2 separate regions of the Homo sapiens genome follow, and region 1 is linked to region 2. Evidence: read pairs that join two places in POLR2A ChIA-PET (ENCODE). Cell type or tissue: PC-9. All regions are shown on one strand. Each heading gives the region's core, and the rest is flanking DNA. Links, peaks and the distances in the headings are about the cores only. Region 1 has its middle 18 kb from the start of MIR548AL. Region 2 overlaps PAAF1 (proteasomal ATPase associated factor 1).

Evidence for each region. Peaks named below come from ENCODE experiments on the same cell type or tissue, not always from the same donor. Only the 100,000 strongest peaks of a DNase experiment are listed, where the experiment ranks them.
Region 1: POLR2A ChIA-PET joins it to region 2 with 5 read pairs; 1 of 35 experiments calls an interaction of 5 or more read pairs at or near these places.

The regions. Positions count from the first base shown.
Region 1 is chr11:74,415,178-74,419,579 of GRCh38, reverse strand. No RefSeq gene overlaps it. Among named protein-coding and RNA genes, the nearest start is that of MIR548AL, 18 kb to the right of the region's middle. In PC-9, for the core only: no CTCF peak of the experiment used is centred there; DNase peaks (open chromatin) are centred at 929 and 2,099; H3K27ac peaks cover 1,680 bases.
Region 2 is chr11:73,905,668-73,910,069 of GRCh38, reverse strand. PAAF1 (proteasomal ATPase associated factor 1) reads right to left here. Exons shown (of 12, transcript NM_025155.3): 7 at 477-671. Among named protein-coding and RNA genes, the nearest start is that of PAAF1, 31 kb to the right of the region's middle. RefSeq lists an enhancer at 2,588-2,727. In PC-9, for the core only: a CTCF peak has its summit at 2,766 (motif pointing right); a DNase peak (open chromatin) is centred at 2,659; H3K27ac peaks cover 391 bases.

The DNA of each region.
Region 1 (4,402 bases), core at 326-4,325, 510 kb before region 2:
CTCCAGCCTGGGCAACAGAGCAAGACCCTATCTATTAAACATTTTTTAAATTAGAAAACATAATATCATGTAATGTTATTTTTTACATTTCTTTCAATAAATTCAATTGTGCCTTGGACATATCAGATGTTTAGGAAGTAAATGAATGAATTTTTATCAAAGACAGCATGTGAAATATGTAACCAGTAGAGCTGTTATGAGAGAAAGGAGATAGTTTGCAGGGGAGGGGGCAGGAGAACAGATGACCAGGTTGCTACTCCAAGATGCAAAATATTTGTGTATGAACTGTGCCATAAATGTGAATGATCAATACTGTGTCAGCAAATATGAAATTACTTTAAATAGCCTATAATGTAGCTAAAGGAAACAATGAAACACGATAAAGGCAGCCCAACATGCACATCCATTTTTGTTTGACTATTTAAAAACTAAGTATTAATAGGTAAGGCCATGAGCACAAGAAAATATATCTAATTAATAGTTAAATAAAAGTACTATAGGATCCAAGGACTACCCTTTAGGCTTTTCACCATCCTACATTTAATTAACTGAAACTCTTTTGAAGTAGAACTAATTTAGTCTTTTTGAAATAAAATATTTTCCCCCAGTGCTATAATTATAAATCCGGAACACAACATCCTTGTCTTAGCAAGTCATAAAAGCCAGCTTTTTTTGCGTATACTTGTAATTCAAGCATTTAGTAAAGAGAGATTGCAGAACATTCAGGAATAAAAAAAAACTGAAATTAAGCACAAAAGAGACATAATAAAAAGCCAGAATCACAATGCTCAAATTACATGGTGCTGGGAAATGTGTAATAAATGCACTTTTTAAAGGTTACACATCACCAAACTCCCTTTTCACCAACATGAGGCCAGGGAACTAACACAAAAGGAGAGACAGAATAAATAAATGACATAATTCAAGTCAGTGATTCATTAGGAAACAGTTCCTGAGGGTCAAATGAGTCATCATCCATTTTAAGCAGTAAAATTTTCCAATTCTTATGTGGGGGGACAAGTACGTTGCCCTATCCCTACTTCAAGTCAGTATTACAACAGATAAAAAGTAACACATAAAAACATATTTTTAAAATACGAAAATATTTTTTAAAATTCAAAAAGTAAAAAAAAATATGAGGGAGTAGTTCTGCATCTGTGTTGGGTAGAAACCAGAATCAGTTCTAAAATTCCGCTTATGGCTGGCAGCTGGATCCTAAGGCAGAATGTGGCTGTTCCCAGAGCAGAATTGGACACAACAGACTGCTTAGAAGGGCATCCTGTGTAAGGCCCAGTCACTACTAGCATGTTTCAAATTTGGCCAGTTCCAACTTGGGCAACAACAGCCCTTTTCTAAGTTAGTTTTGGCTTGCCAATTGTCAGTATCTATCCCCAGGGTCACCATAGGAGACTGTGTATCCCAATACCCCTTGGCTGCTCCATGAGCTGGGGAGTCGGCTAGCTTCTGCCCTTCAGACAGGACCTATTAAGGCCACCTGTTGAAGTGGTTGTGTTCTTCTACTCAAGACACCCTGACAATAGGGAGTGGGGCTGGTGAACATATGGGTTGGTCACCAGTCCATGCCTGGCTGATGGACTGGTTGGATCCAGCACTCATACTCTGTGGACAGCGGCACAGAATCTGTAGTGGGTGAGAGTGGGGGACACTGTGTTTACACAAAACTTTTCTGCCCCACTGGCCTTTGGGTTCTCCAGCCTTACTCGTGTACTCTGCATTGTGATCTATTTCTTAGCATCAGGCCTGTCTTCTCTACAGCTAGCATGAAATGCTCAGCATAAAGACATCCACATAGCCCCTGGCTCTCATTGTTCCCTGACCTGAATCTAGTCAGCCACTTCATGTTTCTAAACCCTCCCAAATCTTCCTCCTGCCCTCAATCCAGCAGTCAAAACATCTTTTCTCCCCTATGACCTCTCAGTTGTCATGGTAACCAAAAGACAGGTACAAAGAAAAAAAATACATAGCAAGGCTAGATGCAAACTTGGATTATCCCCAGATAACTGGCTGAGACCACATTTCTTTTCATCTTGAAAACATGTAATAAATTAGCAACAATCTTTGTGGTTAGCTTTAACGGTTTAACATGCTTAGTTTAAAAAGCTAGAGAAAAACCAGCTCAACCTGTTTTAAAGAGGCTTCTTGGCAGCCTTTAAGGTTGCCTGCTTTAATTGCCTCAAGTTTTTAAAGACCTTATGGAAAAAAAAACTTCAAAAGTGACCTACAAAATAATTTAATTAAATTCCAATCACTTCAGACAAATAATATTCCATTTCTTTTTTATTTATTTATTTATTTGAAATAAAGTCTCACTCTGTTTCCCAGTCTGGAATGCAGTGGCATGATCACAGCTCACTGCAGCCTCAACCTCCTGGGCTCAAGCATTCCTCCCCCTCAGCCTCCTGAGTAGCTGAGACCACAAGTGCATGCCACCATGCCCATCTAATTTTTAAATGTTTTCTAGAGACGAGGTCTCCCTATGTTGCCCAGGCTGGTCTCAAACTTCTGGACTCAAGTGATCCTCCTGCCTTGGCCTCCCAATGTGCTGGGATTGCAGGTATGAGCCACCACACCCAGCCCCCATTTCTTCATAAGAAGGCTGCTTTGCATAAAAGCAGGTTGTCCATAGAGATCCATCCTTGCTTACTTTGCTATGATTGAGATCAAACATAGAAACAATTTCTCCAATTGTTCAATGAGCAAATATTGTAAAGAGAATGGACTATACTCTTGGGACAGATTTTATACCAATTATTTGGAAAGGTACTTCATCAGGCCAGATTATTACTGACTCTAACATAAAAGTTCATGCACTCGAATATAAGAATTGAGGGCTGGGTGCAGTGGCTCACGCCTGTAATCCCAGTACTTTGGAAGGCTGAGGTGGGCTGATTGCCTGAGGTCAGGAGTTCGAGACTAGTCTGGCCAACATGGTGAAACTCCGTCTCTACCAAAAAAAAATACAAAAAAATTGGCCAGGCCTGGTGGCATGCGCCTGTAATCCCAGCTACTCGGGAGGCTGAGGCAGGGGAATTACTTGAACCAGGGAGGTGGAGGTTGCAGTGAGCCAAGATCGTGCCACTGCACTCCAGCCTGGGCGACAGAGTGAGACTCAGACCCCCAACCCCCCACCCTCCCCCCTAAAAAAAAGAAAGAAAGAAAGAAAAAGAATTGAGCCCCTGTTAATCTCTTTAATCTCTTTATTAACTCCAGTCTCTTGAAGTTCCTGTGGGTGCTGTATGATGTGTTTATGTCTTCCCCAGGACACCTGGATGTCACAGTGCATTCAGGAGCTTAGGATAGTGTGGGCTCTCTCTCTTTCTTTGGCGTGTTCCTCTCCACCTCTCTCTCTTTGTTGTTTTTCCTGTTGCAGGCACTTTTCCTTTTTCCCATGCTGGCAGAGCTCTACTTTTGGGTAAGTTCCATCTTCCTGCTAAGTCTCTCTAGCTTCAGGCCTACAGAAGGGAATTGGGACTGATCTAAGGCACTCATTCACCTTGCCAGGGATATATCTAATTTGGGCAAATAGGTAGAAAGCGTCCAAGGACCTCTGGCAAGGTTTCTCAAGCTAATAAGTAGAGACACACAATCCTTTTCAGTCCTTGGACATCACTGGGTCCTGAGGATGGCAGATTTATGAGCCATTGAATGAATCAATCCTGGAGTGGTGTGGTCCCAATGTAGAACTTCTTGTTATGGGAAGTAGTGCATTCCTCTATGGTTGAAACCAATTGAGTTAAGGTTTGTTGTTACTTGCAGCTGAAACATCCTAACAAAATTTCTCACAAGTTTTTCCTGGATAGCTAAGAAATGAATACAAATGATCAGTTTTCTATCCAATTTGTAAGAAACATTACTGATAGAAATAACACCAAATAAGGCTGGGTGTGGTGGCTCATACCTGTAATCCCAGCACTTTGGGAGACCGAGCCAGGTGGATCACTTGAGGTTAGGAATTTGAGACCAGCCTGACTAACATGGCGAAATCCTGTCTCTGCCAAAAATACAAAAATTAGCCATGCGTGGTGGTACATGCCTGTAATCCCAGCTACTTGGGAGGCTGAGACAGGAGAATCGCTTGAACCCTGGAGGTGGAGGTTGCAGTGAGCCAAGATTGCACCACTGTGCTCCAGTCTGGGCGACAGAGTGAGACTCTGTCTCAAAATAAATAAACTAATTAATAAAATAAATATTTTTTAAAAAGAAATAACACCAAATAAAACTGATGGCTAAAATTGCACATGGTAAAATTTGTAATTTTTAGAGAAACAAATCTGCTTCACAGGACTTATTTATGTATCTCACATTTTATTATGGAAAAATTCAAAATATTCAAAAGTACAGAAACTAATGTTATGAAGTCCCATGTACTTTTCTCTTAGTT
Region 2 (4,402 bases), core at 238-4,237:
TTCAGCCAAATGTTACTGTTCTCTAAATGTTTTAAAGCAAGCTTGTCCAACCTGCAGCCCAGGGTGGCTCTGAATGAGGCCCAACACAAATTCATAAACTTTCTTAAAATATTATGAGATTTATTTATTTTTAGCTCAGCTATCATCAATGTTGTGTATTTTATGTGTGGCCCAAGACAAGTCTTCCAATGTGGCCCAGGGAAGCCAAAAGATCGGACACCCCTGCTTTATAGGCATTTATCTCATCTTCTACATTAGATTGTACTTACTGAAACGCAGTGCTATGACATATACTTCCTTTGTAGATTCCAAAGTAATAGAAACATAGTAGGTACAGAGTAAATATTAATCGTATGGTGAAAACAGAAATACCAGGCACAGAGCAGAAAAGGATGAGGAAGAAAAGGAGAAACTAAGGCAATCACTGAAGGGGGCCTAAGAAAATAAAACAATGCTACATATCATTATCAACTTACTGGGCATCTGCTCAGGGGAGCCAAGGTTTATGGAGTTGTCAGCAGCACCCACCGCCACTCCATTGATAGAAGAACCACAATCTGCAAGGACTCCCAAGCAGGCTGAGCGCCCACAATCCCAAAGTCGTGCTGTCCCATCTCGAGAAGCAGACACCACATTCCTCCCCCGATCAACGATGGCTGTATCCAGGATACCTAGCAAGAGAAAAAAACTCCCTAAGATGGAGGATGGAGTAAAGGAACTACAAGGGCAGAGAAGATGGAGCTGCATAAATGACTCCATCCCTTCACAAACATGTTCTGAACAGGTACCACATGCTGGCCATGTTCAAGTGCTAGAAAAACAGAAATAGAGTCCCAGCTTCCCAATGAATCAAAGTCTAGCTGTGAAAGACAGGCATGGAAAAACAAGTACTGGATTTAATTTTTAGTGGAGTGTGCTAGAGAAATCATGTTCAAGTTTTTTATTTTGTCTTCAAAACTCTTTTTTAAAAAGAAAAATTAAGAGGTCGGGCGTGGTGGCTCACACCTGTAATCCCAGCACTTTGGGAGGCCGAGGCAGGTGGATTGCCTGAGCTCAGCAGTTCAAGACCAGCCTAGCTAACATGATGAAACCCTGTCTTTACTAAAAATACAAAATAGCCAGGCGTGGTGACACATGCCTGTAATCCCAGCTAAACAGGAGGCTGAGGCAGGAGAATCGCTCGAACCTGGGAGGCGTAGGTTGCAGTGACCCGAGATCACGCCACTGCACTCCAGCCTTCAACAGAGGAGACTCCGTCTCAAAAAATAAATAAATAAATAAAAAATAAAAATTAAGTAGACACCTTAACAAGAACTTTGGAGGAAAAAAAAGTTGACACCTAAGCTAATTCAGTTTGAAAATCACTGCCTTGGCCAGGTGCAGTGGTACACACCTGTAATTCCAGCACTTTGGGAGGCTGAGGCAGGAGAATCTCTTGAGCGCAGGAGTTTAAGACCAGCCTGGGTGACACAGCATGACTCTGTCTGTACAAAAAATTTAATTTAGGTATGGTGGCTCGTGCCTGTAATCCCAGCTACTCAGGAGGCTGAGGTGGGAGGATTGCTTGAGCCCTGGAGTTCAAGGCTACAGTAAGCCATGATTGCTCCACTGCACTCCAGCCTGGGCAGTGGAGCAAGACCCATATATATATATACACACATATATATACACATATATATATACACACATATATATACATATATATATACACACATATATACACATATATACACATATATATACATATATACACATATATATACATATATACACACATATATATACATATATACACATATATACACATATATACATATATATACACATATATATACACACATATATATATATTTATTTACATATATGCTGCTGCTGCTTTCACTGATAATTGATTAAAAGGGTTAGCCTCCCCATTTGAAAAAAGGACATGACTTCTGGTTTTGGCCAAGAAAGAGTAGTCCCATTGCTCCTAGGTCCTTCTGTTTACAACTGAAAAGTCATTGACACCACAAGCATAGTAAGACTTGGAATGATGGAAAGAAGGTGGTGGACCACTTAAGGACCTCAGGACTTAAAAAACAACACAGCAATGAGTTCCTGGATTTCCTTATTGCCTCCCACATGTCCTGGACAGGACACTGCAGAAGCCTCCAACACAAAACTGCTAACAGGAACAGAGTTAAAAAACAAAACAAAACAAAACTCCCAGTAAAGTCTGTTGCCCCTAGCCCAAAGACTGAGAAAGAAGTAGCTCACAAAATAGAAATCTTGGCAACATCCACCCTATACCAGTAGACATCAACAGAAAAACTGTTACTTCCCCTCCCCCATGGTTTCAGTGGGGCTGAACAGGAGGTGATCATCTACCCCGCTCCCATGGAAGCCGGCAGCAGCACTCCCATTCCCCTACCCAGTGGGGTTGACCAGGTTAAGTAGGGTACTGTCACAGGATCTAGCAGTGAGCTCAGTTTCCATCCCCACCTGGCAGTGACAGGCACAAAGAGGTGCCCTGAGGTGCCCACCACCCCTTCCCAGGTGTCAGTCAGCAGGGAACCAAGCTTATAACGCCACTAGAAGGCAATGAGGTGATGCAAGTCAGGTGGTGCAACTGTGTCCTACTTTCACCAAGAAGATGACACAGGACCAAGGGGGAAGCTGAACTTCCACCTCCCCTGTCTGCAGTGTGAGGCGGTATGAGTCAGTGCTCCACTTTTGCCAGGGTAGTGTCAGGGGAGTCCAGTAGGTGGCTGAACATTCTTATCTACCCAGCCCTCATACCATACCTCAACAGGGAACTGCCTGCCAAAAAAGATGATGGAATTAAGATCGAGTGTTATAATGTCCAAAATGCCTATCGATTTTATAGTTTTTGAAGCCCTTTATTATCTATAATCTGAATATTTGCTATGGTCCCTAGCCTCAGGAATACACAGCATAAAAAAATAGAGTTGATTATAGACATAAAGACTTACAATGGAAAAAAAAAAAGAGAAAAAATACACAAACAGAATATATCTGGAAAAAAAAAGACATACAATACAATGGTACAGGTGTAAAAACACAGAGTTGTATGGAGTAGAGAGGTAGTGCAACCCTATGGTGATCCAGGCAGGGCTAGTATTTGTTTCATTAAAACCCATTTAACGATGCTTAGTATAGGTGCCCAATAAATTAAGAGTAACTGACCAAAAGTCACATAGCTAATTAGTGGTCTTTAGCATACTTTCTTTCCTCTTAAAATGAAATGACTTCAGATACACAAACCTTGACAAAAACTCTACAGCAACTCAGCGTAACGTACAAGTGCCAATCCAATGTGATTAACCACATGTCTCTCAAGTCTTACTGGAAATTTCACTTTGTTTAGAAAAAGATGAGTTTAAGAAAATGCCACAGCTTTAAAAAGTAGCCAATTTAGGGTCTGTGTGAGAAAATATCATTAAAAGCAACTCAGGTGGGACCTAATCACTATAGTGTAACTTTTCAAATAGATCCAATTTAAAATAAAAACTAAATCCAGGCCAGGTACAGTGCCTCACAACTGTAATCCCAGCACTTTGGGAGTCTGAGGCGGGCAGATCACTCGAGGCCAGGAGTTCAAGACCAGCCTGGCCAACGTAGCGAAACCCGTCTCTACTAAAATACAAAAATTAGCCAGGTGTGGTGGCAGGTGCCTGTAATCCCAGCTACTTGGGAGGCTGAGGCACAAGAATCACTTGAACCCGAGAGGCAGAGGTTGAAGTGAGCGGAGATTGCACCACTACACTCCAGCCTGGGTAACAGAGGGAATCTCAAAAAAACAAACAAACAAACAAAACTAAACGAAATTCAATTTATACAGCTGGCAACGGTTGTTAGGTAAATGTAATTCTCACAGCTATATACCCACTGGATATAGGCCACTAGAGAAAAGATTTTTCAGTCTTCCTTTCAAAAACAGATCTATCAAGCCCATATGGTTTGCTGCCATCTTGTTTCTTATTTTGCAATTGGTCACTAAAGTATTTTGAGTTTGGAAAATCTACATTTCTATTTCAACTCCATAATACATTCAGCAAAAATCTAATTAGAAAGTATCTTAGAGCTTTTAAGAATCCTAAGGAATCACCATAAGGAAGGTCTTTCAGCTCTTATTAAGCAATCAAAGATCTCCTTATGTCTCTACTGGAAGTTCCAACCACTATTTCAAAATGCTACTGAGTTCCACGGAAGTGATACATGCTTTTGGAAAAAAAAAATTCTGAAAAGTATGTATTCAAGGCAGGGATGCTATAGCTGTGGCTAGAAAGCTGACTATATTATTAATTGTGTATAAATTTCAAGTAATACTCACCAAAGAGCTGCAATCTAGATAGTTTTCCTTTTCTATAAAAGCAGAGTGGAAAATTATCACCCTCTCTTT